2 separate regions of the Mus musculus genome follow, and region 2 is linked to region 1. The links are chromatin loops, found by intact Hi-C in ENCODE. Cell type or tissue: gastrocnemius. All regions are shown on one strand. Each heading gives the region's core, and the rest is flanking DNA. Links, peaks and the distances in the headings are about the cores only.

Region 1 (14,983 bases), core at 6,008-8,507:
CAAGAAACAAACCTTAGAGTGGCTTCTAAGAGTTCAGAAAGGTCTCTGTTGATAGCTTCAGGAAAGGTGGGGCTCCAGCACCACCATTACAAAGAATTGAATTCTGGCATTAGCCAGTGTATTTGGACTCTTCCAAATACACTGAGCCTCACATGAGTGTGCAGTCTTGGCTGATAATAGGATTGCAGCCTGAGGAGACTTGACTCACAGAAGTTGAGAGCTCAGAAATATGCAAGGTCTGCCTGCAAGGTTTAAGACAACTATCTAATGTATGCATTGTAGCAGATACACTAAGGATGCAGAGGCAGGATCTCACCTATTCCTGTCCTGTGTGCCCTTCTCTACACTGGCTGAGAGGAGGGCTCCTATGTCTGTGTCAACCCAGTCCTTTAGACAGCCACCCCATATGTACTGGTGCTCCACGACAGGGCACAGATGCTCTCTGAATGGCTGGAGAGACACTGGCAAAGGATGAGAGCTACTTGGTGAGCATGCTGTGTTCTAGAGCCAGTCCTGCTGATTTGAGCTGAGAGCTATCCCTTCTCAGCTCTCTTTATAAGTGGCCTTTGGTAGAAAGTTCCTTCAGTGTTAGCCTGAATGTGCTTTCATTCTTCCTTGTCACTGAGTGGCGACTCAATTGGCCCGGTCTGCTAGGTGACCAGGCTCTTTGCTCCGCATCAAAATCTGTCACTCAGGGATTCTGCAGTTCCCATGATGAGCCCCATCATGTCTTCAGAGGCAAGAGTCACTTCTTCCTGGTGACTCTTATGAAACTTCTGCCTTGTTGACATGGTGCAGTGTCATGCCTGTGGTATCTGATAGACTCTGTCTGCAGAACTGACAGAGATTTCTGGATCTGAGGAGCTCCTTCCTCTAGGCCAGTTGTTCTCAGGTGATCTGTGGGTCATGATCCCTTTGGAAGTTGCATATCAGATGTTTACATTACAATTCATAACAGTAGCAAAATTACAGTTATGGAGTAGCAAGGAAATAGTTTTATGGCTGGGGGTCACCACAACCTGAGGAACTGTTTTAAAGGGTCACAGCACTAGGAAGGTTGAGAGCCACTGCAGTAGGCACTTTAGGACATCCACTCTACCATTGATTCCCCCCTCTTCCCCCTTTTCTGCCTTGTGTGAGATCAGACCCCAGAGGTCTGGCTTGAGCTGTAGGATCTCATACTCACAGGAGAGACATGGTTCCAAGGGCAACAGGCCAGGGCATGGGGGAGATGCTGAGCAAGGCTGAGAAAAAGGCTCATGCTGACTTTCTTCCTGATACCATGCAAAGCTCAGGAATTGTGGATGGATGGTTTTTCTGACCCAGCAACCAGGAACCAGCTAAGGGAGGCAAGACAGCACTTCCTGGCTGCTGACTCCCCTTGACAGTTCTACAGAGGGTACAGCCCTAAGCAATTGACTAGTGTGGAACAGTCAGGTATCCTTGTGGCTCCTGTTCTGAGCCATGAGCACAGCCTTCTCTTGGGTTCTCTGGTTTGTCCGTGGATGGTTTTCTCAGATTCATTTCCAACTCAACAATAACATCATCGAATATGATTTCATCTCCCTGACTCCGTTTCTAATGTTAATGACTGCATTCTTCATGTCTAGAAGTCCCACTGGTTAAGAAACTCAGTGCTTTTTTTTCTTAGCATCTCATCATTTGGTTATATATCTAGTGTTGCTTTCCTTAACTTCTCTAGTCGTTTCTAATACACTTATTTTAAAACTTTCTTACGTTACTCCCATGTCTTGGGAGGGGCAAGCCTTGTTTTTTGACTTGTCTGCTGGCAGGTGCTCTCGGTGAATCATTTCCTATGGGTCTTATAATTTTACATAAAATTTCACATTCTATATAAAACATTTAGGTTGTATTAACTTTTGGCTGTGAGCTTACCACGAGTGAGACTCTTGCTGGGAATCTTTGAGAACTTGGGTTGGGAGTTGAGCTACTAGCAGAAACCTCAAGACTCTCCCATGGGGACTCATTTTTGTGTCAGTGTCTGGGCCTGAGTCTCCATGCTGTAGGTTGTCTAGACCAGACCAGAGTAAGAACAGCCTGCTACTTCTCCAAGGCAACTTCTTCTGTCTTCCTATGTAGAGGGCATGCTTTCTCCACTCTGTGCTCTGTGCAGATATAAACTCCACCGCCTCCCTTGTGTGCTTTGCCCCCAGCACTTGGTTTAGAAAGACCAGGACAGTTGTTTGCCTGATGAACACATCTGTGTAGGTTTCTTCTCCCCATGTCCCTGCTGGGAGTCAAAACCCAGGGTCTTATGCATGTTAGATTTCTTATCTTTAGGTTTATTTTGCTTCTGATTGCTGGGGGTCCTCTTGATTTCTTGTTCACCTAGCTATGTCTGTTCTCAAGGGCTGTCTTCTAGGCCACATTCCTAGATATTTTGTAAGCTGTCTACTCCTCTGTAGAATCCTAGACTTTGCCCTCTTTCCATGCTGAATCTAAGAATGACAACATCTTTCTTCAATACTTGTGTCTCTATTTCTTAGAAAGTCACCTGCTGCCCATCTCCTGGACACCTCTGTTTGTGATTCTGTCTTTTTCTATCCACCATTCCTTCCCTACATGAAGGCTGGATCCCTGTGTGAACTGTGACCTCTGCCCTCTACCCATGGCTCCATTGGGATCCTCAGGTTTTGCTCTCTGTTTCTATACCAATTGACCACTTGGCCACCCATAACAATTTTTTACAACAGGGTCCCTGAGTGTTGCAAACCCCAGCCCCCTTGAGTTGCCGCATGGATCCTGACTTTGGTTTGGCTGGTCTCAGCCCCACAGTGATCTTTGGCTTGACCCTGCTCAGGTTTTCTAATGCCCTACCCACTGGCCTAGCTGTTGGGAAGTATATATACCCAGTGTTATTCTTGTCACCTTTATCCCCTTCTCCTTCTCTAGGCTGGAATGACTAGCAGATCTATTATAAAACAAGATTGTGGTCCCCAGCTGTTCTCTCAACATTTGCCTGAATGTGTTTCTGTCTTCCTTGTCAATGAGTGTGGAGACTAAGCTGGCCCAGGGTACTGTCCAAGCCAGCCTGCTTCATCCTTCTGGCAGAGGCCTGTCTCTACTTCAGAATGGTTCTGTTGGGCTTTTTCAGAGCCCAAAGCCTGCCTTTCATGTTCCCACAGCCACATGCTGGCACAAGGAGTCTGGGGTGCCAAGGGGCAGTGCACCTCTAGGGCCATAGCTCTTCTTTCAGAACATGTTCTACATCCTGGACCATGGAATTCCATCTCTAGGTAGCCTGTGCTGTTTTGAGGGCCACCCTTCAGGGCAGAGAAAACTGGAGTGGCCCAACTCAGAAAGCAAACAAAAGGTCATGACATCAAATCCCAGGCTTACAACATCCAGCAAAAAGTGACAACAGAAGTCCACTTAAGGAATCCAGTCAGAGTTCTCAGAGCACAGTGTCTCCTCAGGTAAGGCTTCCAAGTAAACAGACAAATAGCAGCAGCTTGATATCATCAGGTCGGGCACACTTATCCAGGAGAAACTGACTGTGTAAGTCGAAGCAGTCAACCAGCATTTTCAATTGAGAGAGTCTAAGTACAAGTCCTCATCATGGAGGAGCGGCTACTTTCTCTTCCCTACTGCAGGCATTTTCATATTGTGGGATAAACAATAGTAATCTCTGTTGTAAATAGTCTACCTTCTAGCTGTTCTCAAGGACACAATGTCTTCAATGCCCTTAGTTCCTTGCTGTTTTCCCTTTCTGTGTTACAGAGCCAGAGAGCAGCCTGACCCAGGACAGGGGGTTTAGAGGACACTTGACATAAACATGCTTGGGTCTGGAGTGGAGGGCAAACCTGCTTCCTACATCAACTTTTCAGTGAAGCTCAAACAACACATGACAACTCAGGAATACAAATTGTAGTGAAAAAAAAACTCCACTGTTAATATAAATCATCCTACTTTTATTACATTTAGTGTGTGTGTCCTCATGCATGCATGTGCATGCCATGGCAAATGTGGAGGTCAGTGGAGAATTTGCAAGAATGGGGTTTCTTCTTCACGGTGTGGTCTCTGGGATTGAATGTAGGTCCTCAGGCTTGATAGCAATCTTTTTTACCCGATGAGCGTCTTGTAGAACCCAACCATTTCATTTTCTCTTTTCTGTGAATCTTTAGCCAGAAGTTGACTGACAGCCACACTAACTAGAATAGACGTCAAGAACTGGAATCACTGGTTGAAAAAAATACAAAATTTAAGGTTTCATCTGTGTGTGTAGTTGAAAAATTATCTAAAAGTTTCCATCAGGTGACACTTAGTGACGGTATAATGTGTTTATTTCTTCACTTTTCCTTTTATCAACAGATAAAGTGTTGCCTTTCTCCTGTTATTAAGGAATAGAACATTCTGTCATGTTCATTGGGCGTTCCTTCTTTTGTTTTCTTGTCTTTGCCTCTGCTTGTTTGGCTTGGAATCTGGTCCTTGTCTCGGCTTTGAAAGCCTCCTTCCTGTGAAGACCAGCCTCTAAGGATGATGCAAGCCTTGCCCTGTTGTAAAGCTCATTTGTGTCCAGATGCCTCAAAAGTGAGGCAGCCACTTCCTGCAGTGCTGTTTTCAGGTAAAGCCTGTCTGAGAAAGGCGTAGCTCTTAACTCCAGTGAGCTTTGAAAGGGAGCTATCTTCATGCAAGCCGTATTCCACACCCCATGTGCCTGTCTTCTTTCCCTTTGTAAAGCTCTACCCCTTGCTTCCCACACCGCCCTTTGCCACCATCCAGTAGAGTACTCTTCTGGTTTCTGGCCCCCTGGTTCCTGGGGGTTCTGTTGCTGTCTGGTTTCATCACCAAGCTACTCACATTCATCTGCCTGTGGTTTGCTTTTATAATGCTGAGTAGTATTCTTGGGTATTTCACAACCAGGGTTAGTCTATTTCTCTGCTTATTATGTTAACCATTTTCAATGAAGCCAAGTGTTCAGTACTTTCTTTTATGATTGTTAATGATATGCCTGACAGATATGCCCATTAACAGTTTTTTTTAAAGTATTTTTTAAATGCTTAGGTATTTCTCTTCTTCATGAGATAGAAATTCATTATTTTCAAATTATTAGCAGTTTGCATTCCATCTTCTTTTTCCACTGACTTGAAAAGCCATCTTCATTACTTTTTAAGTCTCTAGAGGATTAATATTACAAATAACTAACAACTGGTCCGTCCTAGGCCTTGGCTCAGAAGGCTGCTCACCAGTGACAGATGGGACAGACAGGTCCATCAATTTCCACCCCAAAGTCTATTCATTTTCTGGGAGCAATTTTACCTTCATTCTTCTTCTTGACTGTTCTTACCTGCTCATCTTTTCAATCATGCCACTCTCAGTTGCTTTTGAAGCTATACTTAGGTATTTACAGTATTCTCTGGTTGATACAACTGGGAATTTTCTGCTATGTGTTCTAAAGTCATGTGTTTAACCCACATACTCAGTGCACATTCACTGCTGCTGTTAGTATGTCTGTAAGTTTTTTCCTTTCTAGGTGGCTAGTGATCAAACCCAGAGTCTTGAGCATGTATCTTACCACCCAGCTTAGACTGGTTCTACTTCCAAGTTCTGAGATCCTGGGATTATAGGCGTGCCCATTTGGCTGAGCCTGACCTCTCTCCATATTGGGGAGGAAACGAAGTCTTGTTTGTGCCAGTCAGGTGTGCTCTATCTTTAGTCGGAAAGTAGTTTTTGTGTTTAAATCCACCCCCCCTTTTTTTATTGGATATTTTCTTTATATTTCAAACATTATCCCCTTTCCTGGTTTTCCCCCTCCCAGAAACTTTCTATCCTACCCCCCCTCCCCCTTTTTCTATGAGGGTGTTCCTCCACCTACCCATCCACTCCCACCTCCCCACCCTCGATTCTCCTACACTGGGGCATCTATCCAGCCTTCATAGGACCATTGATGCATGACAAGGCCGTCCTCTGCTACAAATGAAGCTGGAGCCATGTGTACTCCTTGGTTGGTGGCTTACTTCCTGGAAGCTCTGGGGGGTGGGGTCTGGCTGGTTGATATTGTTGTTCTTCCTAAGGTTTTGTGTTTAATTTTTAATTGGTGGGCTTCTACTAATTCTTGGGTGTTTTTGTATTAGAGGTCTGTTTTTATTTCTGATCTCCTGGTTTCTAACACCAAGCCTCTGTCTGAGAATGGGACTCTGTAAAGCCCTATAGAAACCCTGGTGGTACTGGGGTGCCCTTCCCCTACTCTTTGTTTGCTGCTAGAGCTTTTTCTATGTACCAATCACAATTCTGTGAGGTCTAATCAGCACAGAGCAATACTCCCCCGACCCTGGAACCGAACCATATCATTTCAGAGTAACTGCATCTAAGATTATATTCCAGCACTTTCTCATGGCACTTTTGTTTAGGGTTGTCTTTACTCAGTACTCACCAAATCTGTGATTATTGCATGTCTTTATCCTTTCAAGTACTTCTGAACTTCATGTTTCATCTAAATGTTAGCAGGCTGCAGATCCTGCATTATTTTGTATGTAAATTTGGTAGTGTACTTTTCTATAAGCAGCTGCACTAGCACTCCTAAGTGCGGTCATTTTCTTCTGCTCTTTTCTATTCCACAATTCATCCCTTGGCTTCACAGCTGAGCTATCCTAGAGTATGAATTTCTCCCAGTGAATGAAGCTTTCTAACTCAGTATTACCTTGAGATAATGAAAAGAATCTATTGCTTCTTGCGAATTGTTTTACCTTCAATTTTCCCCCAGTCATGGAACAAAAATGCTATTAAATCTCTACTCAACTCCTATCAGGCAAGGCCTAGTAAATAGGTCAGCATCCTAGGTCAGGCCATGTAGGGTGGACCAGATGCTCTTGTCTTCGTTTTGGATGTGGGATTCTGGAAATATCATGGACACAGGATGAGAAATTGCACTACTCTCCTGATGAAAGGAAATGGACCCAAGGGAGCCAGAAGGATGGCCTTTCACGCCCATCCACATTCGTGAACGCCAATTATAGGCGCTTGGCCCAGGTCTAGAAGAACCTCAGAGAAGGGGTGGTCCCAACAAACCGGGACGCCGTGGCGGCGAACCAAGAATACACCTCCGCAACAGCAGCGGTCCCAGAACCCCCAGTTCCCACGGCCACGCAAGGCCCCACAGTCACAGCCGCACCCCCAAGCGGCGCGCCTGCCCCGGGGCAGGGCGGGGCCCGCCGCGCCTGCGCACTCCCTCTGGGCTCGGCGTCCCCCGCACGCAGCCCACGTGATCTGTGCCTTGCCTAAGATGGAGGTTGCCGCCAGGCCCGGCCGGGCCCTCGCCTTAGTCTGTGCTCTTCCGCGCCCCCTTAGAGCATGAGACAGGCGCTCAGGCACACTGTATTGACCCGGGCAGCGCCGCGGGCTGCCAAGGAGGTCTGTCCACGGCTTCAATCAGTTCGCGCACCAGCTCCCTGCTCTTTCTAAAACAGCAAAAGCTCTCAGAGCGGGCGCCTGGAGAGTCTTCGGTACGCCCCGCTCATTAGAATTGACAATGCTGGGAGCCAATGGGGTTTGGAACTTTTGAGAAGGGCGGACGAAGGCGGAGCCCCTTCGCAGCGCCCGCGAAGCGGGGCTGGCTGTTGGGCTATTGTGGGGCGGACTTAGGACTCTCGGACCAATGGAAGGGCGGCTGAATTCTTGGAGGCGGGGCCGAGCCGTAATTGACGCTTTCTTCATTAGAAACCAGGCAGGGGGCGGCGCCCACGGGGGGAGGTGACGCAAAGCCGTTGTAGCCAATGGCTGGTGGGCCGCCGACGGGAGGGGCGGGGCTGGGGCGCCTGACGGGCGTAGGGCGCGGCCTATCCCCGCGCGGCTCTGCGCTCGAGGGGGAGCAGCATCATGGTTCAACGTGGGTCAATTTTTTGTGAATGAGGAGGGGAGGTTGTGGGGCCGCTGCCGCGGAGCACCATCCCCGCCGCCGCCCGAGCCCGAGCCCGCGCGCCTGCTCGCGCCGCCGCCGCCGCGCCGCCTCACGCCCGGCCCGCTCAACGCGGCTGCTGTCGCCGTCGCCGCCCGAGCCCGCCCGCCCGCCGGCGGCGGCGCAGGCTGAGGAGATGCGGCTCGGAGCGCCGGAGCAGGGCTAGACGCGGCCCGCCGCCGCCGCGGTAAGCCACCGGCCGTCATTGTCCGCGCCGCCCGGTTGCTGGCGGCAGGTGGACGCCCGGCCCCGCCGAGGCCTCGGGGCCCTGCGCCGCGGGCTGGCGGGCGGGAGAGCGGCCTGCGCCGGCGGGCGGGCAGGTGGGCGCGCGGGGGCGGGGGCCGGGGCGTTTATGTAACTTTGTCAGCCTGTGAGTTTGCAGAAAACGCCCCTCGGCGGCGGCGGGCGGCGGGGCGGGGGCCGCGGCCGGGCCCGGACCGTCGCTGGGCTGGCGAGGAGCTGCGCTAGCCCCGGAGACGACCGGTGTCCACCCTGAGCGAGGGTTCCGAAGGCACAGCTTGTAGCTCACACAGCGGGAGTCGGTCGGAAAGGCCGGGTGTGGAACCCGTGTTCTCCTTTAATGCACACCGAGAATTTGTTAATAACTTGCAGCCGCTGATAGCAGTGTTTTGGTTATTGCATGCTGTAAATTGACCTGCTGTGACACGATTTTCAAATAAAGCGTCGCAGAAATTAAACTTAAGTTATTTTAGAACTAATGACTTTCTTAACTAAATCCTAATTGCATTACTGTAGAGACCTACCTAATTGCTTTCCGAGAGCCACTCTGCCTGCCCGGGGAGGAAGGAAAGGCCTGTGTAGTCACTTTGCCTCCCTGCTTTTCTCTGCTCAGGCTTTTCTGTCTGTTCCCACAAACCACCTAAGCATTTAAGGCCTGCGAGTATTAACGTGTAAACAGCCATGGCCCTGTCGCACTTTGGGGCTAGGGGGATGCTGGCGGCTTGCACCTTGACCTGGTTTCGGTTTTTCCTCCGTGATATGATCGAGGTTGCCAGGAGTTTTAATTGCTTCTGATAATTCCGTGCATTATTTCAGGACCGGCTTGATGAAAGCTAGTGTAGTGGTTTCAAAATCCACCCAGAAAGAAGGTGATGGTGGTGGTGGTGGTGTAGGTAGGTGTAGTGCTTGTGGAGAGGCAAGGAGGTTGAATTAAGAAAACTCAGCTGCTTGTACACAAATATACACTATAGCAGTTACAAGGCAGCAAAAGTTATTGCAGAATTTTGCAGTCACTATGGCAACACAATTACTCCATTATAATTGGAAATGCAAAATGCCACCCAGTTAGAAGTTTCATCAGGATGGAGTTTTGGATATCAAAAAATATGTGAGATTTAGTTAAAAATTCTCATTTTTTTCCCCCAGGTAGCTTTGCAGCTCTAGTCTAGGTTCAATTGTCTATTTTTAAGACCCATCCGCTTTCCCAGATCTGCCACTCCTCGGGATCTGTGGCATCTTTCCCCAGAAGAACTCCCCGTTTGTGTGGGAGGGAAGTATTTTCATGCTTTAAAAACACACACCCGACACACTGTAAGACTTCTATGGTTTTCTGTGTTCTGGCTTTTCTTTTAAAGATCAAATGCCTTCCTGAAGAGCAGTAATCACCCAGAAGAGGCTGGGTTTGCTAGAAGGCAGAGGTAACACTGCCCCCTTTAGGGGTCTGCAGGCTGCTTACAGGGTATCTGGGAGCCCTGTGGGGGAGAAGAATGACTGTGAACTGCAGACGGGGCCTGGATAGCCTAGAGACCAAGGACAGATGTGACCTAAGCAGCCCTAGCAAGAATGTCTGTGGTTAGCAACATCAGAGAGCTGTGCAACATATAAAGCCCCCAGATGGCACCTTCTCAGAAGCTAGGGGCTGCTGCTGGTGAGGTGGGCAAGAGAACATAGCACTCTATCTTCCTGGGGCTCCTGGCTCCTAGCTTGACTTTGCTTTCAAACCTGTGTTAGGAGGATGTCCCTCTTGATGTTTACCAGAAGAGCTCTGGTGCTGGAAGTTTCCACACGTCGTGGGGCTGCTGCAGCTTAATTTCGTTAGAACTCTTTCCTTTTAACTACTGCATATTTTTGCCCAGTAATCGACTTCCATTTTCCAGCCTCATTGTGAGGTTTCAATGCAGCATGAACGGCTTTGAATTCCAATCCTTTGATGTTGGGGGTGGCACCAAAGGAAAGGCGACTTTGTGCCGTCCTAATTGCCAGAGCAGAAGAAAATTTCATCACTCCTGTCAAGCCTTGTCCATGCCATTTTCTATTGAAAACGGCTGGTTTTTCAGAACTCTGAAGCTGCCATAAGTAATACATTAATACCTGATGTAGGGAGCCAGGGAGATGCAGAAATGAGAGACACCTGCTGCACGGGAAGATTGGGGTGGCGTGGGGGGGCTCAGTCCCAGGACCAGGGCTTTTGATGTCTCTGGGCCCTGGGGTGACTATGCAGGCTTCAGAGGGTGAATCCAGAGTTGAGCTCATGTCCCATTGGTTGTAACCCAGTCTTGGGGTAGGGGCCCCAAAGAGATTTTTGGAGTGGCTTTGTCTTGGTCTCCAGTGACCATCCAGTGTCCTGCTGCTCAGCCAACTCTGGGCCTTAAGTGTGACACTGACCTTTGAGGTGCAGGTGACGGAGGGGGGCAGAATCAGAAGTGCTGCTGCATTTGAACAGACCCTAGTCCATTTCTGCAGAGTGCTCTGAGCTGTCAGGAGGTCAGTTGTTTGCTCTTGGGCTCATGTGAGTGAGCAGGATGGGCTTTGTTTAGGGTGGAATGTGGTCTGGCATCTGCAGCTGCTCTTGGCTTTGCTGCTGCCCTTGCCTCTCAGACATGCCTCCGTACTTCCTGAAAGGCCAGACTGGGGTCCACACAAATGGACCCCACTGAGACCCTCCATGTAACTGGACCCGGTTAGAACACTGTAAGGTCCTGAGTAGATGAGAGTGTCTTCCTTCCCTGGATCAGGAGATTACACAAGTCAGTAGCAGATGTTTAAATGAGCACCCAGTAAGAGCCATGGGCCATTCTTTGAGCACTTTCCATCTTCGTCTCCTCTATTGCTCCCACAGCTACAAGAAATAGGTGATGCTACACACCCTTGATAGCAGGGATGTGAGAGGAATGGCAGCCTTGAGTCCCAAAGGCTGAGCCTTTCTTTACCTCTGCTTTGGGCCCAGGATGAGCCTGTGTGGAAGGTTAGTGTTATTGAGTTGTTTGGAAGAGCACAGCTACTTTGAGAAGATAATTTGGAATACTTTCCCAGTATGGTGTTAGGTTGTCTGCCCTTCTGAGCTGTCACCGCTCTGGGTTTCATTTGAGTCAGAAAAGTGACTTTAATGTCTTCGTTGTGCCTTCTGTGTAATGTTGAAAGGCTCTGGGTTCTATCTATCCCGAGTATCACAGAAATCAGAGCAGTCCAGTTGGCTGGTGGTTGTTACAGCCTGTTCTTGCTTGCTTGAGTCTTGAGAAGTTCCAAGGCTGTGCAAGCAGGCGGTGATTGGCAGCAGACAGCCTATGGTCTGTGCCCATTTCTCAGAGCTGCTTAGTGCTACTGGTAGTCTTACTTACATGGGAAATTTTTATTGGAAGAATGTAACCACTAACTGAGGAACTACAGCACTCAAGTGTTCTTATCCTAAAACCAAGACAGTGCCTTAAGAGAAAATATTGGCAGATTTAATAGTAAGAAGAAAATCTTTGGAGAAAGACTCTATAACCAAGATTCAGAGACAAGAGAGAAAAAAAATGTGTAACCTATTTGGCCTCTGTGAGATTAATAGCCAGTATATATAAAGAGCTTTTGCAAACTAACAATAAATGGATGAGCTTCCCTGTTACAGTTTTTAAGGCATGCAGGTAGGCAGATCTCCACAGCTAAGAGAAAAGACTGAGCGTAGCTAATAACCCAGTGTATGGGAGATTACATCTGTGCCCTTTGTATTAGTGAGATTGATAACAACACCCACAACTGTGATAAGGATATGGCTTCCTAGAGTTTAACAAGTTATATGTAACAAATGCTTAGGCTGGAACCTAGGCCCATAGGAAGCACAATGTAAGCATTAGGTATACACACATTTGTTCTATAGAGAGAACAATGTATATTATCATACAAAATATCTAATTTCTCTCCAGGGAAGTATCAAAGATTTAAATGGCCGTTCATTCAAGAGGCAGTTCTGAATCCTAGAATTTATTCTAATGACTGTGGTAAGCACATTGACACCCAAGTACTTGCAAGACACGGGCTCTGCCATCTGCAGAAGCACAGCTCTGTGAGTACCCTTGTTGCTGTAGGTAACCTCCCGGTGCGTGGTACACAGAGGCATTTGGCCTAGAGCAATCTGTAGACTGACTGGCTTTCTGGTTTTTAATGAGTTTCCAAGGTGATATTGATGGCCATTGGGATATCAGGAAAATGAGGCCTAAGAGACCATCGTTGTGTTTATTCATGTTGGCGTTGGTTATATATACATTTTTGCAGTATAGAAAAATTTTAAAATGATGTAATGGTAATGTTAAAACAATTTATGCCACTTTAAGTTTTTTTCACAGGAGAATAAGCAGGTCCTTGGGAGGCTGATGATAACATTTAGTGTTAGAAGAATCTGAGACTGTTGCTCTGAGTCACTCCTAAGCTCTCCAAGGTGGGGCTTGCCTCGTGGGTCTGCTCTGCTCTGGTGCAGTCCATGCTGCAGGCATTTTCTAGTTGACCTCTATGAGAGCGGGTCTCTGCCTACTACTCCATGCAGGAAATCCTGTCAAGGCGTCTCTAGAAGACCCAGAGAGCATGTGAGCCCTCCCCTCTGGCTTCGCAGCCCTCACTCAGGGTCTTTGCCTCATTGCTGAGCTTCCAATCTGGCCTGCTTTGCGTCCCCGCTTCCTCTTGGTCTTCTTGGCCAGGGCCTTTGCACATGCAGCGCCCATTGCATCTGTCTTCCCCAGTTCTTCGGTTCATGTCCTCCTTTCAGTTTTCTACTCAGCTTAGCTCAAAGGCCTTCTTACTCCTTTTTCACGTTTTCCAGTTGTGCAATTTCATAGTTTATTGTGACATTAGTTGTTTAATGTCATTTCTTCCTGGCTGAAGACCTTAAGGAGTCAAAAGGCGGGGAGTGCCTCATGCCTGAGTTGTGCCTGGTCCTTGGCAGCTCAGGGACCTGATGAATAGGTGGGCAATGCAGTGTAGGCCTTGGAAGCAGAGCTTGGTGAGGACACACGCCCAGACCATTGCCCCCGTGCTGTCTGTTTGGGTTCTGGAATTGCCTGTTCTCCTCTCAAGCATCTGGGAACTTCTTCTGATTGGAGATTACATGCTGTTAAGTAGATCCATAAATACAAGTGAAGTGGGTTCTGTGATGTAGCAAGGAGTGAGGAGCAGAAAGGGCTTACATACAGCTGCCAAATAGCAAATGGGCCATTGTGCATTGCCAGGGCAAATGCTCCCAGCTTGTCCCTTGGGTGGGTGGAGGGGGCTGACTGTGGTATTCAAGGTGGCAAGCTGCTGCTCCTGCTAAAGACATTGTCTCTGTTTATTTTAATTTGGAATTAATAGCATTACTTAATCATTTCTTACTTAACCTCATAATTTTAACATGATCCCTTAATATGGTTGCATACATAAACATTCTAGAGTCTGCTCTGTTTAAAAGTGCATGTTGGGCTTTGTTAGTTTACTGTTGTCTGTGAAGTATTCTGGCTGTGCGAGTCAAGAGCTTTTGTTGGATTGATGTTTAAGCTTGAGACAATAAATCATCTATGGCCTGAAAGCCTGAAGCAGCATTCCAAGTGGGAGTGCTGTCCCGATGGTGAGGGACTGGCGACTCCTTCATTGGTTTTATAGGCTGCTTTTTTTTGCTAGAGTAGTTCTTTTTGAAACAGAAGTTTTTCTGCTTCCCTTACCCCTGGTCTCTGGTGTTGAAGAAGGTGGTGAATATTTCTAATGGATCTGTTAGGTCTTTTCTAAGTATTCATCCTGCACATAAGCCCGGGCTATAGTTTCAGATTAGGCTCAGGACATGGGACTCCATTGAACATCTGCTTTGTGGCTGGCACTGTCGTCTGAAGATCCCACCCCTCCTCCTTACCACTGACCACCAGAAAGATACACAGATGCAGATAGGAACCTAGAAGGAGCAACAGACATACAACAGGTGCATAAGGTTGCCATTCAGAGAACCAGGGTGTGTGAAGCATGAGGTGGGAAGGCTGAGAGAGTTCCCTGTGGCTGGGGTGGTAAGGGGCCCAAGCAGGTTGGCAGGGGGTGGGGGAGCATGTGCTTGATAGTGAATAGGTATGGTCTTTTTGAGTCAGAGCAGGGTGGTGGGACTGCATTAGGGTGGGAAGGCCCTCATGGTGGAATGATGCCGTATTCCAAGCACTGCTTAGCTGCAGTGTGTGAGCAGAGAAGAGCTGGGTATTCTTGGGCTGGCTGCATGGGGCTTGTTCTTGTGAAGGACTGCTGTGCCTTGCAGCGCGGTTATCTGTTGTCTAATGTGGCTGCATTCCCTTGGTTCTGTTTCTTATGCCTATGCCTGGCAGTGTTGGTGATGTGCTTGACCATCTGAGGCATGTTGAGGCTCCTGGGTATCCCATGGTATGGCTGGGCTCTCCCCAGAGTGTGTGCTAGGGCTAGGGTTTAAGCACTATCATGGAGGCCCCTTGTGTCAGGCTTGGTCACTCTACTCTGAGGCTGGAACTGCAGACTGAGGGGAGGGGGTTCACTCCTTTGAAGTTGTGTTGCTGAGAGCTTTCTCTGTGGCCCATCCAAGACCTCTTAGAGAAGAAGCTTATTCAGGGGAGATGCTTGTTGGGAGCCAGTGGAGGAAAACCTCACCTTGACATCGCCGTCTGCATCAAATCCCAGGACTATATGCCATTGCCTGCCAGCCCATGCTATTGCAGTAATGTGGCAGTGAGCAGATCAGCAGACTGTGACAAAACACATAACACAGTCCCTGCTCTTCTGCTACCTATGGGGCACCCTTTAAAGTTTGCTCGTCTCTGAACTCATGCTAGGACCCTGTCATTTGCCAGTTCAGGTTTGGACTGTGGCCTCTTA
Region 2 (14,983 bases), core at 7,816-10,315, 160 kb before region 1:
TTTCCCTCTGAAACTTCACAAGCCAGGCCTCCATCTTCTGCACTGTTCTCAACATTATCTTCCAAGCTCCTACACAACATCCGACAGAGCTCTTAACAACGAATGGATCTTCAAGCCCAAAGTTCCAAAGTCCTTCCACAGTCCTCCCCAAAACATGGTCAGGTTGTCACAGGAATACCCCACTCCTGGTACCAATTTGTCTTAGTCAGGGTTTCTATTCCTGCACAAACATCATGACCAAGAAGCAAGTTGGGGAGGAAAGGGTTTATTCGGCTTACACTTCCATACTGCTGTTCATCACCAAGGAAGTCAGGACTGGAACTCAAGCAGGTCAGGGAGCAGGAGCTGATGCAGAGGCCATGGAGGGATGTTCTTTACTGGCTTGCCTCACCTGGCTTGCTCAGCCTGCTTTCTTATAGAACCAAGACTACCAGCCCTGAGATGGTCCCACCCACAAGGGGCCTTTCTCCCTTGATCACTAATTGAGAAAATGCCTTACAGTTGGATCTCATGGAGGCATTTCCTCAACTGAAGCTCCTTTCTCTGTGATAACCCCAGCTGTGTCAAGTTGACACAAAACTAGCCAGTACAGTGCTTATCTCACTTTCCCCACTTTTTGAGTTCAGGACCTAGGGAATGGTGCCACCCACAGCAGACTTGGTTTTCTCATATCAATTAACACAATCAAGACAACCCCCCACAGAAGTACTCACAGGCCAACCTGATCTAGACAGTCTCTCAGTGAGATTCTCTTCCCAGGTGATTTTCATGTCAATTTGACAATTAAAATTAACCATCACAGCTGTCTTTTGTTTCTTCAGAATATTTTTTTTTGATTCCCACATCACATTCCTCTGGGTTGACAGAAATGTGAGCTTGGCCACTTAACCTTAATTATTCCTGAGACTTGTCTCCAATAGCTCTCTCACCTATGATTTCTGGCATCTAGTGTTCTGGGAGGTTACTGTCAAGTGTAATGTCCTTTTCCTCTGGAGGAATAGTCTGGAAATAGTGGCTAATTTTTTTTCAGACTAACTACAACTTCTCAAAGAGGAAAAGGTAGGAATGGATGTTCAGTAATTAGCAAAAGTTAATTAGTAGTGTATATACTATAAGTTCAGGTATGTGAGCTTCTTAAATTTTACTACTCTGTGATTTTCCCTTTAAAACATAATGAAACTATCAACAAAGCATGTTTTATTCCAGTCTGTGAAAATAATAAGCTGTCAACTTTTAAGAGAAAAGACACGGCAATTTGGGTCACATTTAATTTTCTTCAAAAAATCGCTGATGTAACACTATTTCAAGAAGAACACGGTATGTCGTGAATCCTATGAAGTGACTAATGAGCTAACAGAATTGATACCAGAGCAAGCTGAAAAAAAAAAAACCCTCAATTCTATTTCTACACTTCTTCTACACGAAGAACCAACTGAGGTCGCACTTACCCCGCATCCCCGTTTACAATACAACCCAAAGAATGCACTCTTAGGACTCTATCAAAAAAGCACAAGACTTAAATTTTACTAAGTATAAAACTACATTCAGAATAATACAAAGCCCGGTTGAAAGATACTGACGAGGACTTTCATGAGTGGAAGGACATCCCAAGGTTATAGACCAGAAAACTTGCTGGAAGAGCAGCTGTTTGGCTAGATTATAATCCTTGTTCTTCCATTCACTGGGTCGGATGTTTCTGCGAAGAGTTTGCTGCTGCTGGTTATGGTTCACGATTTGATGACTTAGGGTAGGGAGATAGCCCTTCACCATTTTGGCCAGCCTATTGGAAAGGCATGAAGGCAGAGATGAAGCACCTTTAAAGGAGAGCTCTGCCCAAGGACTACGACCTCCGGCTCCTGCATGTCCTCCCTGATGTCAACTCAACTGGTCATGTGCTCACCTAGCTAACCAGGAATGGGACGTTCAGAAGTCATCAACTGATTCCCACAGAATCCTGCAGTAGTTCAATACAGAACAGGCCAGTTTTTAAAACGTGTTTGAAGACAACTGGACAGTCACATTAGAAAGAAACCAGACCCCCAGTTAAAATAACCCAAAAGTTAAAATGTAGATACCAAGACTTTCAGAAATAAAAATAAGCACAAAATTCCATGACTTTGGACTAGACTGTGGTTCCCCAGGGCACCAAGATCACATATAACAAATGAAAGTTGGATTTAAGCTAGACATTTTTTGAGATTTAAACTAGACATTTCTTGAGAAGTGATGTTTGAACACAGGGCCCCATGCAAGCTATGGAAGTCCTGGAGCACTGAGCCACCCCCACCTGCCCCTCCCCTCTTTAGTTTTTACCTTGAGATGGGATCTCATGAGAGGGCTAAGGTTGGCTTTGACATCCCCTTGTAGTCTATCCTGGCCTTGAACTTGAAATTTCTCCTACCTCAACTTCCCAGGTGGCTGAGAGGACAGCATGTGTCATCTAGTCTGGCTAGAAAGCTGTTGAGAAAATAAAAGGCAACCCACAGACGAGGAGAAAAAGGATTTACATTTAAAATAGAGAATAAGATATTCGCACTGCTTAGTAATAAAAAGACAATAACTAGAAAGTCTGTTGTGGCTATAATGTACATTTCTTCACAGAATATAGATATATAAATACCAAAATGGTGGTCGGCAAAGTGAGCCATGAGAGAAAGTCAAGTCAAACCACAGCAAGGCACCATGTCTATGTGGAAGAATAGCTATAAGGAACATGAAGGAGAAAGTATTGGCAGGATGCTGAAGGATGCTGAACCCCTACACATGGCTGTTAGATCTGCAAAGTGGTATGGGTAGGCTGGCAAGCAACCTCGACCTTCTCAGAATGGTAATCATGCAGTGCATGGCATAATAACTGTACTCCTAGATGCACAAGAGAGAAATGACGACATGTCAAACTGGAGAGATGGTTCAGTGGTTAGGAGCACTTGCTGCTCTTGCAGAAGGCACAGGTTTGGTTCCAAGTACCTATGTGACAGCTTACAGACACCTCTAACTCCAAGTGCAGGGAACTGATGTGCTGCTCTGGCCTCTGTGGACACCAGGCATCCACAATGTGCATGTACATACATGCAGGCACTCAAACATGCACATAAAATATAAAGTAACTAAATACATCATTTAGGAGGACGTGTTGGCACACAAAAGTTCATAGCAATGTCATTGACCACAGCCAGAATGAGAAAACCACCCACACACCCAATCAACTCATGCATGGTTAAAGAAAATGCAGTGTGAATAGAAAAAGAAGTAAAGGATCAGTGAGTTCTTGCCTTAGTCAGCTTTCCATCACTATGATAAAATACTTGAGGCAACTGACTTGCAAAAGGAAAGGTTTATTTTGAATCAAGGTTCTGAAGGTTCCAGGACTGAGGCACTCCATCCTTTGGGCCCCTGGTGTTGGTGGCACAAACGGTTGGTGTCTTAAGGTTTCTATTGCTGTAAAGAGACACCATGACCACAGCACAGCAACTGTTATAAAGAAAAACATCTAATAAAGGCTGGCCTAAAGTTTCAGAAGGTTGGTTCATTATCTTCCTGACAGGAAGCATCAAAGCGTGCAGGCAGATGTGGTGCTGGAGAAGGAGCTGAGAGTTCAAATTAGGAGACAGCAGGAAGAGAACTAGCTTGAGCTTCTGAGATCTCAAAGCCCACAACCCCTAGTGACACACTTCCTCCAACAAAGCCACACCCACTCCAACAAAGCCACACCCACTCCAACAAGGCCACACCCACTCCAACAAGGCCACACCTCCTAATAGTGCCACTCCCTGTGGACCTATGGTGACCATTTTTATTTAAAATACCACAGAGGGGCCAACAGTCTTTCCGGTGGGTCAGCTTAAAGGCCTAAGGACCTCTGCAATGCGCCCCCAGAGTTTCCACAGCACCTGTCAACATCCTGGGAAGCAAGTCTTCAGCGCGTGGTGTTTTGTAAGTCCCTCATCCAAATCACAGTAATGCTTGAACCTTGAAAACAGCGTGCCACGTGGAAGGTCCAGTCACAGGTGACCACACACTTCAGAGACAGCAAGTGGCTGCGGCTGCTTAAAGTGGGTCAGGGAAGTAGGGGCGAAACTGAGTCACTCGCTGCTCGTGGACGCAGAGTTTCTTTTCAGGGTTTAAAAGAGTCCTAAAATTGGTTCTGCAGGAGGTGCAGCTGAGATCCCATGCTGAGATAGAATGGGCTGGAGGCGGGAGGGGAGGAAGAGATCATCTAATTCCAGGAAGAGTAAGGCCAGAGACATGACTCAGCAGGTGAAGGTACAGCCTGCCAAGTGTGGCAGCCCGAGTCAGGTTTCTAGGGCCCACGTGGTGCAAGGAGAGAAGTGACCCTCAGGAGTCGTCTCTCTGACGCCACACGTGTACCTCACTATGCACTGTAAGTCTATTAGAGAGGAGGGGAAACATTTTGCCCTCTGTGCTGAGAGTAGAGAAAACTGAGACCCAGCTGTCTCCTCCCAGGAGGATCCCCTGGGATGCCAAATCTGCATCTTTTGACCTTCCTTTTGTAGTTTTTTTTCCCTATGTATTTATGGTTGTCACAAGCACAGGGGAGAGAAAAGAACTGGTTTCCTTCCTTCCCCGGCTTGGCCAAATGGTAAATAAATAAATCCATATTTCTTTACCCATTTCTGTTTTCTAGTTTCTTTTGAATCTAAGGTAATGAGTTTCAGACCTAATGGCTGGGGAGCAGCTGGGTAACTCCACACATACACTAAAGCAGAAAATCGTGTTCTTTAAATGGAGGAAAGCGAGTCGCAAAGAGTTCTACCTCAATAGAGGCATTCTAGAAAAGAACAATATGATGAAGCGGTTCTATTAACAAGAGCCTACCCTCTAAGAAATACTTCTAAGGCTCTGCCGGGGGTCTCCAAAGAAAATATACAATGAACATCCGACACTGCAACTCTTCTCACTAAGACCTCCCTGTGAGTTCAGAGGCTGGGAGGGTGAACTGGCCATTGGCTTCCTGTCAGGGTCAAGTCTATCACAAGAGACAGGAAATCAGCAAGGATAGGCCCAGGAGATGAGCAGAGTAGATCAGCTACAGCAGCAGTTCCCAACCGGTGGGTCAAGACTCCTTTGCAGGTCGAGCAACCCTCTCACAGGGGTCGTCACCCAAGACCACCGGAAAACACAGATTTTTACATTATGATTCATAATCATAGCCAAATTACAGTCATGAAGTAGCAACGAAAATAATCTTATGATTGGGTTCACCACAACATTAGGAACTGTATTTATTAATGGGTTACAGCAGTAGGAAGGTCAAGAGCCATTGATCTATTACAGTGTTCAAAACACCCTCTTTCCGCCCATCCCTGAACATTGTCCCATTGGGTCCTTATCCATCCCTGATCCTAGGTCAGGGTCAGGTCAGGCAGCAAAATACTCCTGATTTCCACTCTGCCTGCTTGGGATCTGCTGTGGGCAGCTCTGGAGGCAGGTCAAAAGGTAAGTAAGATGACCTCTGGAGGACTGTGGGCAGCTATACCTTCTCCTCTGTCCCCACAGTCCTGGTCTCCATACAGCGGTGTTGTATCCTTCCTTCACATCCACAGATGACGTGAGGGACCACAGAGTCAGACAGGATGGAGATCAATCAACTGGCTTGAGCCTCCCAGCCTCTTCCCCTGATGTCTCCCTGGTGAGAGCATACAGAAGCCCCTAGACAACCCCTTGAGATTCACCTCCATAAGACATTCGAAGTTGAACCTGATGTCTCAAAGGTGACACCAGAGACAGAAGAGCTGTTGGACAGGAGATGAGCTCAGCTGGGTGGGAAGAAAGACAACTGTGTCTAGGGAAGAAAGAGTAAGCAGTGGGAAAGATGGTCACATGGCTGGTGAGCTTTGAGTGGAACCCATGCTGGCTCAGGGATCAGTGACAGTGAGCCGCAGGCAGGCTAGGGTAGTCAGTAGGGGACCCTGAGGACAGACTTGAGGTTCCACTGAGTGAAGGGAGTTGCTAGAGGGGTACACTTGGCACTGTCAGGGAACGGGCAGGATGGGGTGACATTGGAAAGTTCAGGGCAGTGCTAAGGTGGACTGCAATGCTAAGAACCGGTCCCTCTGCTGGCTTCCTGTATTCTTCACGTCGTTGACAGAGTCTGTTTCCTACCCCTATGTAGTTATAATGGCCAGTGGCTTTGCCTGGGGACCTATGTCCAGACGCACAGGTGAGGGTGAGGAATGAGCTTTGCTATTTGTATGAATCATGGAGATGAGGGCTGCTTGCTACTCGGCTCTCCTCTCTGACAGGACATATGTGAGGGCGTTAGTGGTCGCTTTGCTGTTTGCTATAACAAGACACAGACAATAGCAACCCGGGGAAGAAGAGGGTAATTTAGGCTTACAGCAGTCTGAGGGAAACGGTCACCATGGTGGGGACGGCAGGGTGGCAGGAATGAGGCAGCAGGTCATGTTGTGCCTGTAGTCAGGAAGGAGAGAGATGAAGGCTGGTATCGCTCTGTCTCCTTTGCCCCTTTTTATTCAGTCTAGAACCCAACCCAAGGGATGACCCCATCCACACTAAATGTAGGTGTTCCCATGTCAGTTAAAACCCTTTGGAAACACCCCCACAGATGTACCCAGAAGAATGCCTTCTAGGTGATTCTAAAGCAATCAAGTAGACAATGAAGATTAGCCTTTATCGTGATCAGGCATGGCGATCATAAGACCTGCAATGTCTTTGTCTCATCATGTCAGTAGCCCTGACTAAGAAAAGCTAGTACCCTAAAGCCTGTCCTGGTCTCTGTTCAACCTGACACAGAGTCTCCCATAGCTGTCAACGGGATGAATCGTCCTAATTAACAACAGGGGAAGAGGCTTGCACATGCTCTGTGGAGCTGAGTTCCACGTGTGATGTGTTGACTGAAGTGAGTGCCCTTAGCCCCCAGTAGCATCCTTCAAGAGCGGTGGCTCTCAGCCTTCCTGGTGCTGTAACCCTTTAATACAGTTCCTTGTGTTATTATTTCCTTGCTACTTCATAAGTGTAATTTTGCTACTTTTAAATGACTCATAATGTAAATATCTGATATGCAACCCCACAAAGGGGTCAAGACCTCCAGGTTGAGAACTGCTGCTCAAGAACTCGGAACTTACTCTGTACTCGCTGGGGACCAGGCCCTGCTCAGTTTCTCACACTGGTGATGAGGAGCTGAGAAGTGGGGCTGCCTTTCACTTTGCAACCCCGAGGAAGGGGCAGCCCACTTTCACAAGCTGACTGTTGGTGTCTCATAGGCTGTGTGGACCAGTGACACTCGCCTTGAACATCTGGCATGTGGACAGCAGGGGGGATGGGCAGAGTGAAGGCTTCTAAGCCACGTCTTGCCTGAAACTTGGATTCTGCCCCATCAAACCTGTGTGGTTGTGCTTTCTCTCAGTGTGGGGAGGGGCCCAGCTCCAGGCAGAGAGAAGAGGCATGGCTTTGCAGTGAGAGCAAGATGAGGAAGTAGAGGCAGGTTCAAATACCCAGAAGAAGGTAGGGAGGGCCAGTTCCAAAGCACCATGTGACCTGTGGGACCCAGTGACCTGTATTCCAGCCACAGTCTGATACTTAACCAGACCTGAGTGACCATCAGTCCTGACCCAGAATGGTGACTATCAGCCCTCCATTAGAGTTAACTGGGATGATGGGGAGTCCCATATCTTATCCAAGGAAGGAGGTATCCTTCACTCATGGTAATAGGGGTAAGGAGCTTGGAGGGCTTCTGTTAGGCATTCCCAGCAGATCTGCTCGGTTCCTGGCTTGTTCAAGACTCATAGGTCTGGCAGTTCCCATACAGTATCTGTTGGGCTGGGGACATCACTACAACAGAAGAAGACTAGCTGTCTCTGGGTCCTGGCCCCCCAGCAGCCAGGCAGGCACTAGCCCTGGGCCTCAGTGGGAAGGAAAAGTCCCTTTATCACTCTCCAGCATTTAGTTTGCCTGGATCCTCCTCCCCTAGCTAATTCCTCCACTGCTTCTAGCACACAATCTAGCCTCCAACTCCATTCTCTGCCTCAGGGGTCCTAGACCCTCTATGATCTCTGCCCACAGCCTGGGCTCTAAAGCTTGTACCATGGAGCACTGTAGCTTCTGCAGCCTCAACTCCTATCTACGTGCCCTACTCCACCCCAAATCCTCAACTCCCAACTACAGACTGAACCAGGTAGTTTGGGGTGATCAGGAGTGGGTGGAGCCCTCCTGAAAGCCTCAAGGTTGGCTGTGCAGAGGGGAGCGGCTCTTCTCATAGGCATCTGCAATTGCCTTAGTGCCCCAGGAACAAGGAGGGTGGAGCAAGAGAGAAAGGGCTGGAAATCCAGACATCTGAGGAACTGGAGAGAAGGGTGAGCCTCAGAGTCTACCAGTTTCTTTGCAAGTTGGGGTAGGTTGGCTTTCAGGGTCCTGAGGCTATTTCCACCAAGAGAGTCATGTTAGAGTGCTGCAGCCCTTGGGAACGGAGAATGGTATATGACCCCGATATCTCAGGCTGTCTTTAGAAATGAGAGCTGGAGAGCAGAAGGCTACATGTGAAGAGGGGCACTGGGCAGCCCAGGTATGGCAGGAACACACCGGCCAGGATGAGAGGTAGCCCAGCTTCCTGCTCACTGTGTGCGTGGGGCACATTAACTTCTCTGGACCAGGTCTCCAGAGGTGCACTCCAAGGGAGGCAGGGAAATGGGAGAGACAACAGTGCTCACCCACAGTCCTCACCAAGCTTGGCAGCTATGTGAGCCGGTGCTGGCATGTCCAGTAGGCAGATGGATTACAGTGGAGCTCAGTTTACTGAGTGAGGTCAGCCACTCCAGCTGTCACCCACGCCTTTGGAACTGGAGCTGCCATGAAGATGTTCTGGCAGGAAAGAGACCTATCTTGTCTCCCAACACCCAGGCTGGGCCCTCACACCTGCAGGTTGGTGACAGATTTAGCATCTGCCCTGGCACCCTCTCTCCCTCCTCTGCATTCTCTCCCCCACCTTGGTCTGCATCCTGAACATCATGGGACCAGCCCCTTGTTCTTGCCAACTGGCTGTTGTGCATGGCAGTGACCCAGCCCCAAGAAGACATTCCTGATATATTTGCTATAGAGCTTTCTGGCTGGGCAGAGGTAAGAGAGATAAAAGGCTTACATTTGAAGAGCTGGAGGTGGGAGACTGAAAGCGCATTCGAGAAGTAAGAAGACGGTCTCAGAAGGTTCTGTGTGGGCCATGGAGAGAGGGCATGAGAACCAAGAACCAAAGGCTATATTGCCCAAGAGCTGGCATCAGTCATAGGGTGGGTATCTTATGACAACACTCCAAAGGGCCAGCTGTTTCTTGCAGGAAGCGGATGGCAGCTAGGGTTCTCAGGAAAACAGCCTGCCGATGTTCAAAGTGCAAATGAGAGACATAATCAGACATAGACTCAGCCACTGTGCTTGAGGGGAGGAAACCAAGTGGGGTTAGAACAACCTGGTCTGAGGATACTGAGCCAAGGGCAGGAGAGGACAGGGCCACCATGAGGACAGGGGACACGCTTTAGGGGAATGCACTGCACTGAAGGGGACAACAGTGGTAAGCAGACAGGAATGGGTGCCAGTTCCGCTTATGAGGAGCCCTGGTAGAGAGCAGGGCTGGGTGGTGCCACCAAGGCCAAGCGTGGGTGACAGCTGGGAAGCAGGGACCCTTTCCCCCAAGCCCTGGCCACTAAGCTGCTTCTCCATTAGCATTCAGCAACCACGGATCCGATTCCTGAGGTCAGTCCCAAGGTGAGTTTGTTTTTATTTTGAATAGAGTAGCAAAGAGGAGCTTACTGGTCGACCACACTCACACTATGTCCCCACTTGAGGGCCAGGTCTCTGATATAAGACCCACTATCCAGCCCAGAGCAACTCAAAGCCCCAGCCCTTTCCTGAGCTTAGGACCTTCCAATTGCTTTCCTGGTCACTGTCTCCTGGTCATACAGAGGCCTTCTGTGTCTGTCTCACTGACATGAATGAGTCCGGGAAGTACAGCCACAGGCTATGGTTACAGTTTTTCTAGTTCTTACCCTGCATCAAATCAGATTTTAAATTCAAGCCAGTCTTCAGTAAAAGCCACTTAGATGACAGCAGCCCCTGGCCCTATGGGGGAGTAGCTGTCTTGATGCCTTGGTGACACCTTCAGATTGTGTCCTCTCTTGGTGCCTAAAAACATTACCACAGTGCTGGCTGACACGACGTGTGTGGGGTAAGACTTGAAAGGGCCTTAGTGTGTCACCTAAACCTGCCCTTCTCCGTTCCTGTCACCTCGCAAGTAGCAAGTACATTTTCAGAGACTGGGGAGCTCACCGCAGATTCAAGGATACAGAGACAAGGGGACATTTCTACAGGCGAGATGGAGAGGCTCACACAAGCTGTTTTGAAACAGCCATTTCTTCCACTGAGACTTAAAACAGGAGTGTTCAAGGATCAATAACAAGGTGGCGCCCGTCCAAACTCGGGCAGGCCACGGCTGGGTGGATGCCCTTGCAAAAGTATTTTCTGAGTAAGGTTGCTCTGGTCTGTGCAAGGCTGTGGTCTGGCAGGGCGTTCCAGGCCATTCCTAGATCAAGCACAAATGTGAGCTCACCTCCTTTAAGTACGCTTGGCTTTGTTTACTATTTGCTTTTTGTGTGTTCTAACCTGGGAAACCCCATTGATCCTATCAGTATCTCCAAGTGCAGGTTCTGAGTGGATTTCATCTTGGTCAGCATGTGGACACAGAGGAATGACAGCGAGATGGTGAGCCTCACACTGGCATGGGCACATCTGCACAGGCTGTCCCTTGGGTATGTCCTTTCCGTGTGTGTCTATGTTGGGCCCTGTGGGGAGCGGGAGGAGGTTTTCTCTGAGATGGCGACTGCACAGCATCTCTCTGGAGGAAGAGAGGATCCTTTTGAGAGAGCAAGAAGTCAAAGCACAGAACTGGGAAGAAATTGCTCAGGACACTGGGCCAATAACTGTCACTTACCTGACCCAGGTTCTCAGGACTGCTCTGCAGTAACCCACAGATGATAGCCATGGGCCCAGAAGCAACCTGAGGAGAGGAGTCTGCTTAGAGCCTTCCCAGACAGTAGGCCATTCTAGCCTAGGGCAGGTGAGGTCCTTAGCCTACTCCCTTTGCACACTCATCTGGGTCTCTTTCTATCTGTCTTCTGCCCAGAGGACCCCGTGTTCTGTGGCTAAACTAGCTTTTGACCTAACATCTTCTCCTTGCTGGTCCCTCAGTCTGGATCGCAGCAGGTTTTCCTTCCTGACTGCCTTTGTGGTCCAGTTTGTGTTTTCCTGAATAACTGCTCCTTCTCACAGCTCCCTGCCATGCCAGGTCACAGAAGCCTCAGCCTTCTTCTCCGGAGAGCAGGCCTGTGGTAAGGCAATTTCATCCTGCTTGGGATAGCTGCAGATGCTTTCTGTCTCTCCCCATTTCCCAGGCCTTGCTACTGGTTGGTTGCATGGGTCAATAGGCAACCAGACACAGATTCTAGTCCTGGATCTGCCTCTGAGACTAGGCAGCTCCTGTGACCACCCTGACCCCAACTTCCTCAGAGCCTCTTGTGTTGGCTGATGTTGGCTGGTGTTGCCACGAGGGTTACGTGAATCAACCTCACAGAGCACTGGGCAAATGCTCAGGAGCCAGTGTCCTTGCTGGAGGGCTACATGGGAAAGTGAGCAGTAGAGACAGCTGCTCCACCGTGGAACACATAATACTCCTCTTTTAAATTTTCTAAAAGCTAATCGACTGTTTATTGCCACAAAAATTAAAATGCTGAAATATAAGTAGAAATGAATGCAATTATTGTGGGAATGAGGAATGTAAATAGCCTAAGCAAATAAGAGGAGGAAGCACTCATCGCTAAGCCATCTACCGGGCAGGCAAAGACACAGACGGGAGAAGACACAAAGCGTTACCAAGATAGACTTCATAAACTCTCATCATGAGACAGCTGGAGCAGGTGTCAGAGCAGGAAGGCTTCAGGGCAGGGAGTCACCCAGAGTGCGGAGAGACATTTCACAGTGATAGAAGGGGTTAGTTCAGGAGAGCATGCAAACAGACATACACACACGAAGCGAGACCTGGGAGAAGCCAAGTGTTGTGGCTGACAGCTGTAATCCCAGCTCTTGGGATGCAGAGGCTGGAGGTTTTCTGTGAGTCTGAGGCCAGCCCATGAATCTTGTCTCGGTCAACAGAGCAAAACAAAACAAACCCCAGTACAGCAGAGCTGAGCCTGTGAACAAGTAAACACACAAGCATGGGTGGGGTTTTGCAGCTGATGGAAGGATCCAGGAGGATGCCTGAAGCCTAAGTAGACCTGCTCAGCAGCCTGACCTCTAAGTTCACCAAGTGGCACCAGAGAGCAGCAGATCCACCCACTCCGGGGAAGCGTTCTCCAAACACCTGGGATCCAGCAGAGTGTCATCTCAGGCCACCGAAAAGAATTCAGCAAATAACGCTGGGAGATTTGCTCCCCACCCGGGCAATTCTGTCTTTAAAAAGTAGATCTCTACTTGCTGTCATCCAAGGAGAAACTCCACATGCATTTGCATCTTGTAATATTAAAACAGGAATATAGGAATGAGCCCTAAAGAGCATGAACGGCAATGAGAAGGGCTGGTTTGCACACCAGGAGCATGACAACACTTTCATAAAGCCACCTTCTCACGGAAGGTGTGTCACACAACATGGCCACTGTCGAAATCCGACGTATGTTAAGGGTTCCCTAAAGTGCTAAATAATAAGCCACAGTACCATACAGAAATTATCAAACACTTGTGTCATGTTGAAAGATTTGCCAAGTCAACTTATTTATAAGAGAAATACAATCCATGCCATTGATGACTAGAGAGACAAATTATAAAACGTATTCTCTCTACCCACGACAGGGGCAAACGGAAGTCTCTTTACCTCAGGTTCCTCCACACACGTGGGGATGAGCTTCACAAGCTGCTGGTGGGCAGACGACATGACGACAGTTTGGATAGCGAATTGCTAACAATCCAGTGAATCTGAAGCATGCGCCCAATGCTATGACAATGCACCCCTACCATCTGAGAGAACATTACCTGTACTGGAACATTTATTCCTAACATCATTACATTTTGTTTAGGGACAGATACTCCTCGGGATGAGAATAACCATCAGATTCAGAACATCACAGTGTCTCCGAGGGGACAGAAGTGGGCACAAGCACACCTTTAGCCAGAGACTTAACATTGCCACTCCTCAAGCTGATTGCTAGGTTTACTGGTACATATTACTGGTTTCATATTGCTATGGTTGAATCTAGACTGTTCCCCCAAAGGCTTGTGTTTTGAAGATTTGGTCTGCAGGTGATGGCATTACTTTGAAGTCTGTGGAGCCTTTAGGAGCTGAGGTCTAGCTAGCAGAGTCTAAAAAGACTACAGATGGTTTTTGAAAAATGAGACCTGTGCCTGGTTTCAGACTTCCGGGTCTTCTACCATAGAACCCTCTGATACCGTGAGCCAAAATAGGACCTTTAACTTGACTCTGCTAGTTATTTTTTCCATAGGAGAGAGCAATACCCATTTGTCTACAACAAATTTGATTCCAGTTTCCAGTTCAGTTTGTGATGTAACCAGCCCCTCCCTGGCATGTGTTCATAGCAGCTTAGTTGGAGTCTCATACTCTTTCTTTGCAGATTTATTTAATGCCAAACTCTTAAACATGAGTTCAGAAACTGCAAAGACCCAAGAGAGGCAGTGATCTTGGAAATGGACTCAGGGACATCACTCCAAACACACTAGAGGGCTTACCTGAAGACAGGGTGTTCAGCACAGCAGCCAGCCAGAAGGAGAGCTACAGCATGGGAGAGGGGAACTGGAACCTAATTACAGGCTAAAAGAGATAGGAACTGCAATTTATCTCAAACAGTCCAACTAATTAGTGGACAAAGGATCTAAATAGAGCTTTCTTCAAAGAAGACTACAGAATGAAGTATGGGCAAAATGGAGGAAGTAAATACACATGAAAGCCACAATGTGATGTCACTTCCTGCCTGTCAAGATGGCCATTATCATCTTTAAAAGACAAATGTTGAAACTGTGAAGCCTAACCCTGTTGACCCAGATGCAAATTGTGCAGTTTTGGAAGGTGACACAGAGGAACTTTAAGCACGGAGAATAAAGAGATTGTGTGAGTCAGACATTTTGCTTCAAGATATGAATCCAAAAGACTTTTAGACAGGCTCTCAAAGAGGCACAAGCCCTCCGTGCCCACCAAAGCAAGAGTCACAATGACCAAGGTATGTGGACAACCTTATTGTCCAGCAAGGGACATGAGGATAAAGGAAGTATACTAATCTTTAGTGAAGAAACTGTTACAGGGAGAGGACAAAGGGACATGGGACACTCTTGCTAGGTCAGTGTAGGTAAGTTTCAGAGTCAAGTCAGACTCTGGAGGGTCACACCTACAGTTAGCATGTGGATTGTGTGTGTAAGATTCTGCTAAGAATGAGCCAGGGAGATGGCTTGGCAGGTAAGAATACTTGCTGCACGGGCAGAGTACCTCAAGTCCTCAGCAGCCATATGAAAAGCTGGGGACACAGCCACATGTGCCTGAAGCATAGGGCTTGCTGCTGCCAGCCTAGCTGAAAAATGTGACATCTGGATTTAGTGAGAGACCCTGCCTCAAGGGGATAAAGCAAAGAAGGACAGAACAGGAACCCCACAAATGCACATACGTATCCATTACACACACATGCACACAAACACACACTCACAGACACACACACCATACACATACCACACAAGGGCACAGGCACAGTCTGCCGGAGAGTAGATCTCATGATATTTATTCTTAACCACAAGAAAAACAAAAAGGAAAGGAGGAGAAGAGAAGAAAACACAAAGCAAAATTTTCTGTGTTGTCAAAGAGTAATACCCACCATTTTATGGAGAAAATTATGAAAAATTTCCCTCCAAAAGATCTGTCTTGGGTTTTTTTTTTTTTTTCATATCTCAGCCAAAACAACATATTCAACCG

What was found. A loop is a pair of places that touch in the nucleus more often than their neighbours do. Peaks named below come from ENCODE experiments on the same cell type or tissue, not always from the same donor. Only the 100,000 strongest peaks of a DNase experiment are listed, where the experiment ranks them.
Region 2: a loop joins it to region 1, with 17 times the contacts of the local background. A loop is called at or near these places in 3 of 42 quality-filtered maps.

What each region holds. Positions count from the first base shown.
Region 1 is chr1:92,173,121-92,188,103 of GRCm38, reverse strand. It overlaps Hdac4 (histone deacetylase 4), which reads left to right and starts at 7,763. Exons shown (of 27, transcript NM_207225.2): 1 at 7,763-7,846. In gastrocnemius, for the core only: a CTCF peak has its summit at 7,122; DNase peaks (open chromatin) are centred at 7,196, 7,690 and 8,296; H3K4me3 peaks cover 1,795 bases; H3K27ac peaks cover 2,190 bases.
Region 2 is chr1:92,337,812-92,352,794 of GRCm38, reverse strand. No RefSeq gene overlaps it. Among named protein-coding and RNA genes, the nearest start is that of Gm35992, 34 kb to the left of the region's middle. In gastrocnemius, for the core only: a CTCF peak has its summit at 9,320; a DNase peak (open chromatin) is centred at 8,791; H3K4me3 peaks cover 1,210 bases; H3K27ac peaks cover 2,500 bases.